2 separate regions of the Homo sapiens genome follow, and region 2 is linked to region 1. Evidence: read pairs that join two places in POLR2A ChIA-PET (ENCODE). Cell type or tissue: A673. All regions are shown on one strand.

Evidence for each region. Peaks named below come from ENCODE experiments on the same cell type or tissue, not always from the same donor. Only the 100,000 strongest peaks of a DNase experiment are listed, where the experiment ranks them.
Region 2: POLR2A ChIA-PET joins it to region 1 with 5 read pairs; 2 of 35 experiments call an interaction of 5 or more read pairs at or near these places.

Annotation. Positions count from the first base shown.
Region 1 is chr1:222,895,353-222,899,352 of GRCh38, forward strand. The region is part of intron 1 of DISP1 (dispatched RND transporter family member 1); the gene reads left to right. Among named protein-coding and RNA genes, the nearest start is that of DISP1, 82 kb to the left of the region's middle. In A673, no CTCF peak of the experiment used is centred here; no DNase peak of the experiment used is centred here.
Region 2 is chr1:223,733,447-223,737,446 of GRCh38, forward strand. The region is part of intron 2 of CAPN2 (calpain 2); the gene reads left to right. Among named protein-coding and RNA genes, the nearest start is that of CAPN2, 23 kb to the left of the region's middle. RefSeq lists an enhancer at 453-1,313. In A673, no CTCF peak of the experiment used is centred here; no DNase peak of the experiment used is centred here; H3K27ac peaks cover 712 bases.

The DNA of each region.
Region 1 (4,000 bases):
CAGTCAACTTAGAAAATAAATTCAACACATTTTACTGTTAATTTGGCTTATATTTATTGTTTTAAGAATAACTGATTTTTTAAAAAAATGATGAAATACAAACTTCTGCCATTTATCTCATCATTTTTCGCAATCTGTGATTTTCTTTTCCTTTGTGAGGGAATGCTGGGAATACATCAGTAGTTGCCCAGTTCTGACTGTTTATAACAAACAGAATAATTAATGTACATTTTATCTCTTTAAAATAACATGATTGATAAACAGATCAATGGAACAGAATAAAGAGTCCTGAAAGACTCACACATACATGGCCGGCTGATTTTTCAGCAAAGGTGCCAAGGTAATTCAATGGAGAAGGATCAGTCTTTTCCACATATGATGGGTTAACTGGATCTCTTGCAGGTGGAGAGGGAAAACTTGATCTCTATCCCACAGCAAATATAAAAATTTTCTAAAAGTAGATTATAGACCTAAATGCTGTAAACCTAAGGCTATGAAACTTTTAGAAGAAAACATAGAGAATCTTTGTGACCTTAGGAAAGGCACAAAGATTTCTCAAGATTTTTTAAAAAGCCTATTCATAAGATTTTTTAAAGTGTTGATAAATTGGACTTTATCGTAATTACAAATTTCTGCTCTTCAAAAGATACCATTTAAAAAATGAAAAAGCGAGGCTACAAGGTGCAGTGGCTCATGCCTGTAATCCCAGCAGTTTGGGAGGTCCAGGTGGGAGGATAGCTTTACATCCAGGAATTCGAGACCAACCTGGGCAACATAGGGAGACACCGTCTCTACAAATGAAAAAAATTAGCTGAGCATGGTGATGCATGCCTGTGGTCCCAGCTACCGGTAGGCCGAAATGGGAGGATTTCTTGAGCCTGGGAAGTCAAGGCTGCAGTGAGCCATGATCCTGCCACTGCACTCCAGCCTGGGTGACAGAGCACAATCCTGTCTCAAAAAAAAAGAGGCTGGGCGCGGTGGCTCATGCCTGTAATCCCAGCACTTTGGGAGGCCAAAGCAGGTAGATCACCTGAGGTCAGGAGTTTGAGACCAGCATGAGCAAGATGTTGAAGCCCCGTCTGTACTAAAAATACAAAAATTAGCTGGGTGTGCTGGTGGGCGCCTGTAATCCCAGCTACTCCGGAGGCTGAGGCAGGAGAATTGCTTGAACCCAGGAGGTGGAGGTTGCAGTGAGCTGAGATCGCACCATTGCACTTCAGCCTGGGTGACAGAGTGAGACTCTATCTCAGAGAAAAAAAAAAAAAGGTAAAAAGAAAAAGCAAGGTACAAAGTAGGAGAAAATATTTGTAATACAATGTGTGACAAAGGGCTTGTATCTAGAATGTTAAAAGAACTCTTACATGGCAAACAACTTTTAAGAGGTGAGCAAAGATTTGAAAAGACACACAAAGAAGATATACAGATGGCCAATAAGCACATGGAAAGATGAGCATCATCATTAGTCATCAGGGAAATTATTTAAAACCCACAATGAGATACCATTTATAACTGCCAGAATGGCTAAAATGAAAAAGACCAAGGATTTCAAGTATCAGAGAGAATGAAAAACAAGTGTGAAATGGCAAAACCACTTGGAAAGTTTTGGAGTTTCTTAGTAAACATGCATGTACCTTATGACCCAGTAATTCCATACATACATGAAAACATGTGCCCACAAAAAGACTAACTTATGAGTGTCCATGTGAATCTTATTCGTAATAGCCCCAAACTGAAAACAATCTAAGTATCCATGAATAGGGAAGTGGACAAACAAATTTTGATATAGTCATTCAGTGGCATACTCCTCAGCAATAAAAAGACAGCACGGATGAATCTTATAGATATCTGTTGAATAAAAGACTTGGCACAAAAGAGTATATATTATATAGTTCCATTTAGGAAGTTCTAGAACAGGCAAAACTATGATGATAGAAATGATCACAGTTTGCCTGTGATGGGATATAGTGGGGTGATTAACTACAGAGGGTTACAAGAGAACTTTTGGTGGTGATGGAAATATTCTGTAACTTCATTGAGGTTGTGGTTTCATGGATGCATCTATTCGTTGTCAAAACTCATTGCACTGTGTGTTTAAAATTTGTACATTTTATTGTATATAAATTATACCTCAAAGTTGTTTAAAAATAAAAACATGAAACTTTTAAAAATAATGAAAAATATTGTTAGCATATAGTTTTGTATACTTTTTAAAAGCCTTTGTCGGCTAAATTTATGAGGAGTTGTACTGTATTTCTAGGATACTTTATTAAGCCTTCTGGGAGGCAATTCAATGAACCTGTCATTAATCATTTTATTTTGCACCTAATAGTTGTGGTTAAATCTAGAAATAATGAGGTAAGCCTTACTCCCTCAAGGAAACATTTCTTAACATCTATCACTTTCACTTTCATTTGAATGTTTTTATTTTAAAAATACATACCAGTTTTATTATATTTACTTTTCTGTATGTACAGAGGCTAAAGTACTTGGTGTTTTAGTTAAACATACATGTAATGTAAAAACATGTACATGTCCATTTCAGATTTATTTTCAAAAGTATATTCCCCATCGAATCTGAATCATAGGAATATTTAAGTCTTATGTCTTCGCAGTAAGTAGTACATTTTTACTGTAATTTTTTCCCCTGCTTTGTATCTTGATGTCCTGCAGATGAACTGGTGACATCTGATATTCACTAGTCATGTTCGTTGAGGAAAAACATACACTTTCTTATTAAATCCACTTATCTGTAAAGTTTTGGTCAGGGATTTTAGCTTTTATTATGTGGATTATAGCTTATAGTATGTGGAAGAAATCTAACTGCAGGGATATAAACATTGTTTGGGGTGGAAAAAGCCTGCACTAGCAGATGTATTATAAAAGTTGAAGCCAGTATCAAAATGTCTTTTTCAGAAGTGGTAAATAGAATTTTTTTTTAAACACTGAGATCATAGAGCCGATTGTTGGGGAGGGAACACAGTTACTGAAGTATCAACTTTGTTTTTATGTGGCATAGAGTGTTCTTAAAGAGTAAAGGTGATTGGTTGAAAAACAAATGGAAAATTCTTAATTTGTAACTCTTGAAACTCTTCCTGCCAAAAATTTTTTGAAGTGTTCCTTCATTTGTTCATTCATTCAGGAATATATTAATACACTTATCCCTTAAACCATTTTACACATGTGCCATGTACCACTGTTTTTTTTTTTTTAATTTCAACTTTTATTATAGATTAAAGTGTACACATTCAGGTTTGTTACTTGGGTAACTGTGTTATGCTGAGGCTTGGGGAATTTAATAATAACAGAAATTTTTTGAATTAAAAGATGCCTAATGGTTTAAAACATTTTCAAATGTGTCACCCACATGACCCACACGACAGTTTACTGCACTTGGTGGGAAGATACTGTTTTCAGTGTTTAATAGATAATGTATGAGGCTGCTTTCAGGGTTTGGTTATATTATGTTACTTTCATTGCCGTATATCTCCTGTATATCTAAGCTAAACTTCTTGACTAGTTTAAATTAACTTATCTAGTTGATATACTTGGGCCCTAATCTGGTTTACTTGTGCACACATCTAACATGAAGTTATTTTAACCTTGTGACATTTAATCTTTAATGTTTCTGGAGAAAAGAACTAAATATCTTTTTACAAAATAAATTATGAATACCTTTTAAGCAGCTTCTATTTGAAATAACACTTTATATAAATATAGGAATATATAATATTCTTATGTAAGAATATTTTATATGAATATAGTCCTTTACCTTTTTGATTCCTACAGCAAGGCCATGAGAAAACCAAGGCTCACAGAAATTATGTTTAATACAGTCTTTCCATGTCATTGTGCTACCTCCCCCAAATTTCAGCCTGTTTGAATTTGGGGGAGGAGTTGTGGGGGGAGCAAGAAAATAGTCTCCGATTCTAACATAGGATGTTTAAAACATTTTAAAAAGTTATTTGTTTTCAGTATCTGCCTGAGAAAGAATTAGAACATG
Region 2 (4,000 bases), 840 kb after region 1:
CTGACATGGCCCTGAATGAATTTATCTTTTCAGTAGAAGGCCCTGGAGTTTAAAGGAGTCATTCATAAGGTCTGTCTGGGAGTGCCTTGTCCTCAGAGGAGGGTCTGGGTGGGTTGGAGTGGAAGGAAGGGCTGGCTACCTGGTGTGCTCTCCGTGGGTCCCCAAGAAAGGCAGCCCTGCTGGGGGCAGTGAAGCCCTTATCCAGGTCACGTGAGTCTTGGAAGGGGAAGGCTGCTGTGCTTAACGATTCAAAAACACAAATCAAACCTCCTTTCCCAAACAAATTAGAAGGTGTGGAGGAAGCTTGAATTCAGAGAGGATTTCCCAGAGACCCATAGGCAAAAGTGGCTTAACTGAGCCCAGTGGGTGTCCCAGAATGGGCCAGAGAGAATGACACTAAAAAGTCTTTGAACAAATGAGCAAATGAATACAGGAATGCTCATCTGCCATAGGCACAAACGTGGTAAACGTTCCCTGAGAGAACTGACAGCCCAGGGGTGCAGGGAGAGAAACGGTCCCAACTGCAGACTGGGTCCCAACTGCAGACTCGGTCCCAACTGCAGACTCAGGAGGAGGGAGGCTGTTAAGGGGCCGTCTTTCCTTCTGTTATGTGAGGAGAAAAGCAGGGAAGGGACCTCAAGGCCAGCCTCTCCCAGGAGCTGCTGTTCTCAGCCCCGGGATCCAGCGCTACAGGGAAGTGCAGGGGAGGCTCCACAGTCCCGGCTGGAGACCCGGTCAGGCCTGGGTGGCCACTCTTCTTTGTAGTGGCCACCCTCGTGTCACCAGCAAATGCTTTTGTATCTACACCCTTCTCAGTGCTCCCCCTCTTTTAAAAAATGTACTTTCTTTTTTTAAAAAGAGTTGGGTCTTGCCTTGTCACCTATGCTGGAGTGCAGTGTTGCTGTCACAGCTCACTGCAAACTCCACCTCCTGGGCTCAACCCATCCTCCCACCTCAGCCTCCCAGGTAGCTGGGACCACAGGCACACACCAGGACACCTCGCCCAGTGCTCACTATTTACCTTTATTTCTTCCTTATTCGGACACCCCTTGCTTCCAAAGAAGAGTTTCGGAAGGCTCAAGACGGTGAGACAGACACCTTATGCACTGCTTCACTCTCCCCCGCAGCTCCCCTCCCTCCTCACTGACCCCCGGCCACAACCCTCTCTCCTTGCCCCTCACCAGCCGGCACCCTTGGCAACCCTGGCACCCTTTCGAGGACAAGACTGCCAAATGTGGCCAAGGTCTGGCACACCATGTACCAATCGAAACTCCACTTCCCTTGAGTTTCAGTTTCCACGCCTATAAAATTAGCAAATGAAAAGAGCAAACACTTGGAGACACTGTTCTCAATGCTTTGCATATTTTTTTCATTTAATTCTCAGTGCCATGAGACAGTCTATTATTATTAAACCTATGTTATATATGAGGAAACTGAGGCACAGAGGGAGTAGTTTCCCCAGGTCACAGTCAGGATTTGAACTCCATGGTCTGGCTCTAGTGTTTCCCAACCATTCGGGGTGGGAGTGGGAGAGAAACCAGACTGCTCTCCCTAGAAAACAGCATGTGTTTGCATGTGTGCCAAATTTGCACAAAACATTTGGGGTTCCAGGTCTCTAAAGCCCATCCATGGAACCCCGGTTTCCCTTCTCTCACGTGATCCTAACAACCTGCCGAGGATACACCTCATCATGATCCTCCTTTCACAGCTGAGAACACACCAGCTTAGAGAAATTAAGAAGTGTATCCAAGCTCACACAATCTTAAGTGGCCAGATCAGGACCAAAATCCAGGTCCTCTGGCTGGGCGCAGTGGCTCATGCATGTAATCCCAGCTCTTTGGGTGGCCAAGGCGGGTGGATCACCTGAGGTCAGGAGTTCAAGACCAGCTTGGCCAACATGGTGAAACCCCATCTCTACTAAAAATACAAAAATTAGCTGGGCATGGTGGTGGGCGCCTGTAATCCCAGCTACTCAGGAGGCTGAGGCAGGAGAATTGCTTGAACCCAGGAAGCAGAGGTTGCAGTGAGCTAAGATGGAGCCATTGCACTCCAGCCTGGGCAACAGAGTGAGACTCTATCTAAAAAAAAAAAAAAAAAAATTTGTGGTCTTCTAACCACAAATCTAGTGCCCCTCCCCAACCACCTCTGGTCCAGCCTCTTAGATCTATCTGGGATGTCTTTCCACCATACTCCTTTCTGGTTTGAGAACCACCTGAAGGCTCAACGTGGCTGTGGGGTGCTCCGTGGAGCCATTTGGCCTGTGCCCAGCAGCGAGGGGGACAGCCAGCAAAGGTACCCCCGCCCCTGCCAGCCTGCCACCTACTTGGGACGTTTCTTTTCTTTTTTTTTTTGAGACGGAGTCTCGATCTGTTGCCCAGGCTGGAGTGAAGTGACGTAATCTCAGCTCACTACAACCCCCACCTCCTGGATTCAAGTGATTCTCCTGCCTCAGCCTCCCTAGTAGCTGGGACTACAGGCGCATGCCACCATGCTCAGCTAATTTTTGTATCTTTAGTAGTGACGGGGTTTCACTATGTTGGCCAGGCTGGTCTTGAACTCCTGATCTCGTGATCTGCCCACCTTGGTCTCCCAAAGTGCTGAGATTACAGGGTGAGCCACCGCACCCAGCCTACTCGGGACCTTTCACCACCCAAGTGACCAGCACCCCTGCCCAGAGTGCCCCGGTTCTGTCCACTAGGCCAGCAGGGACCCCGCCTCTGGGATTGTTTGCTGGAGGGGTCCTGGACAACGTAGAAAGGGCAGCACACAGCCCTGGGCAGGAAGGGAGGCAGGAAGAGAGATCCTCAGGGGCTGGGCTGGAGGAGCAAAGCCAGCCAAAGGGGAGTGAGAGGGCAGTCAAGCGCCTAGAAGCCAAGGAACCCCAGGAGGATGGCATCGGGCAGGTGCCTCCTGGTGCCCAGAGACAAAAAGATGTGTGGGAAGGTGACAGAATCAAGCGGTAAGGTCAGTGCTTTGAGGGAGCAGGCAACCACCAGCCTCCAGTGACACTTGCCTTTCACAGGGATCCTGGAGGTCCCCATTTGGGAAGGTGGAAAATCTCAGTTCCAACCTAACCAAAAGATACAGGGGCAAGTTTGGCCTTGAAACCCTGGACCATCTGCCCTGGGTGATTTCCTTTCAACAGTGCTGGGTCCAGACTCCCAGAACCCTACCTCTCCCATCTTCCCCAGTAAGCCTGCTTTCAGTCCTTTTCACACGAGAGCATTTAAATCCAAGGGTTCCCTTCCCCCTGGGTATTTGCAGCCCATCTGATCTCTAAATGTAGAGTGAGAGCCACTTGTAGAAATTAAGTCTAGGCTGGTCACGGTGGCTCACGCCTGTAATCCCAATACTTCGGGAGGCTGAGTCAGGAGGATCACTTGAGACCAGGAGTTTGAGACTAGCCTGGGCAACATAGCAAGACACCTCTACAAAAAAAGTTTTTTAATTAGCTGGGCATGGTGGTATGTGCTTGTAATCCCAGCTACAAGGTGAGGTGGGAGGATCACTTGAGCCCGGGAGGTCAAGGCTGCAGTGAGCTGTGATTGCACCACTGCACTCTAGCCTGGGTGACAGAGTGAGAACCTGTCTCAAAAAAAAATAAAAATAAGAATAAAGAAATTAAGACCAGATGTAGGGGAGATTTGTGGAGGAAGGGACAGGAGGCCCCTAAAATCCCATCCTGTAGGCAGCCCCTGCTTGACTAAGCATAAGGCTCGTGGGGCACCCAGGTGGGCTTTTTCTGGAGAGGAAGCAAGGCAGAAAACCCCTCCATTTTCCATCCCCAGCCTCTCAGGTCTGTGCCAGTTGAGTGTCTTCCAGGACAGAAGCATGGCTGGGTATGGAGGCAGCCTGGATATAGGGATGGCCGGTCTGTCAAGCCCGTGGTCAGGACCTTCACGGGGCAGCTTAGGAACCTCCAGGCAGGGCCTCATCTGCTGCCGTTAGTAATAAACATGGCCAGCAACAGCCAGGGCCCTGCTAGCGGGAGATGTCATCG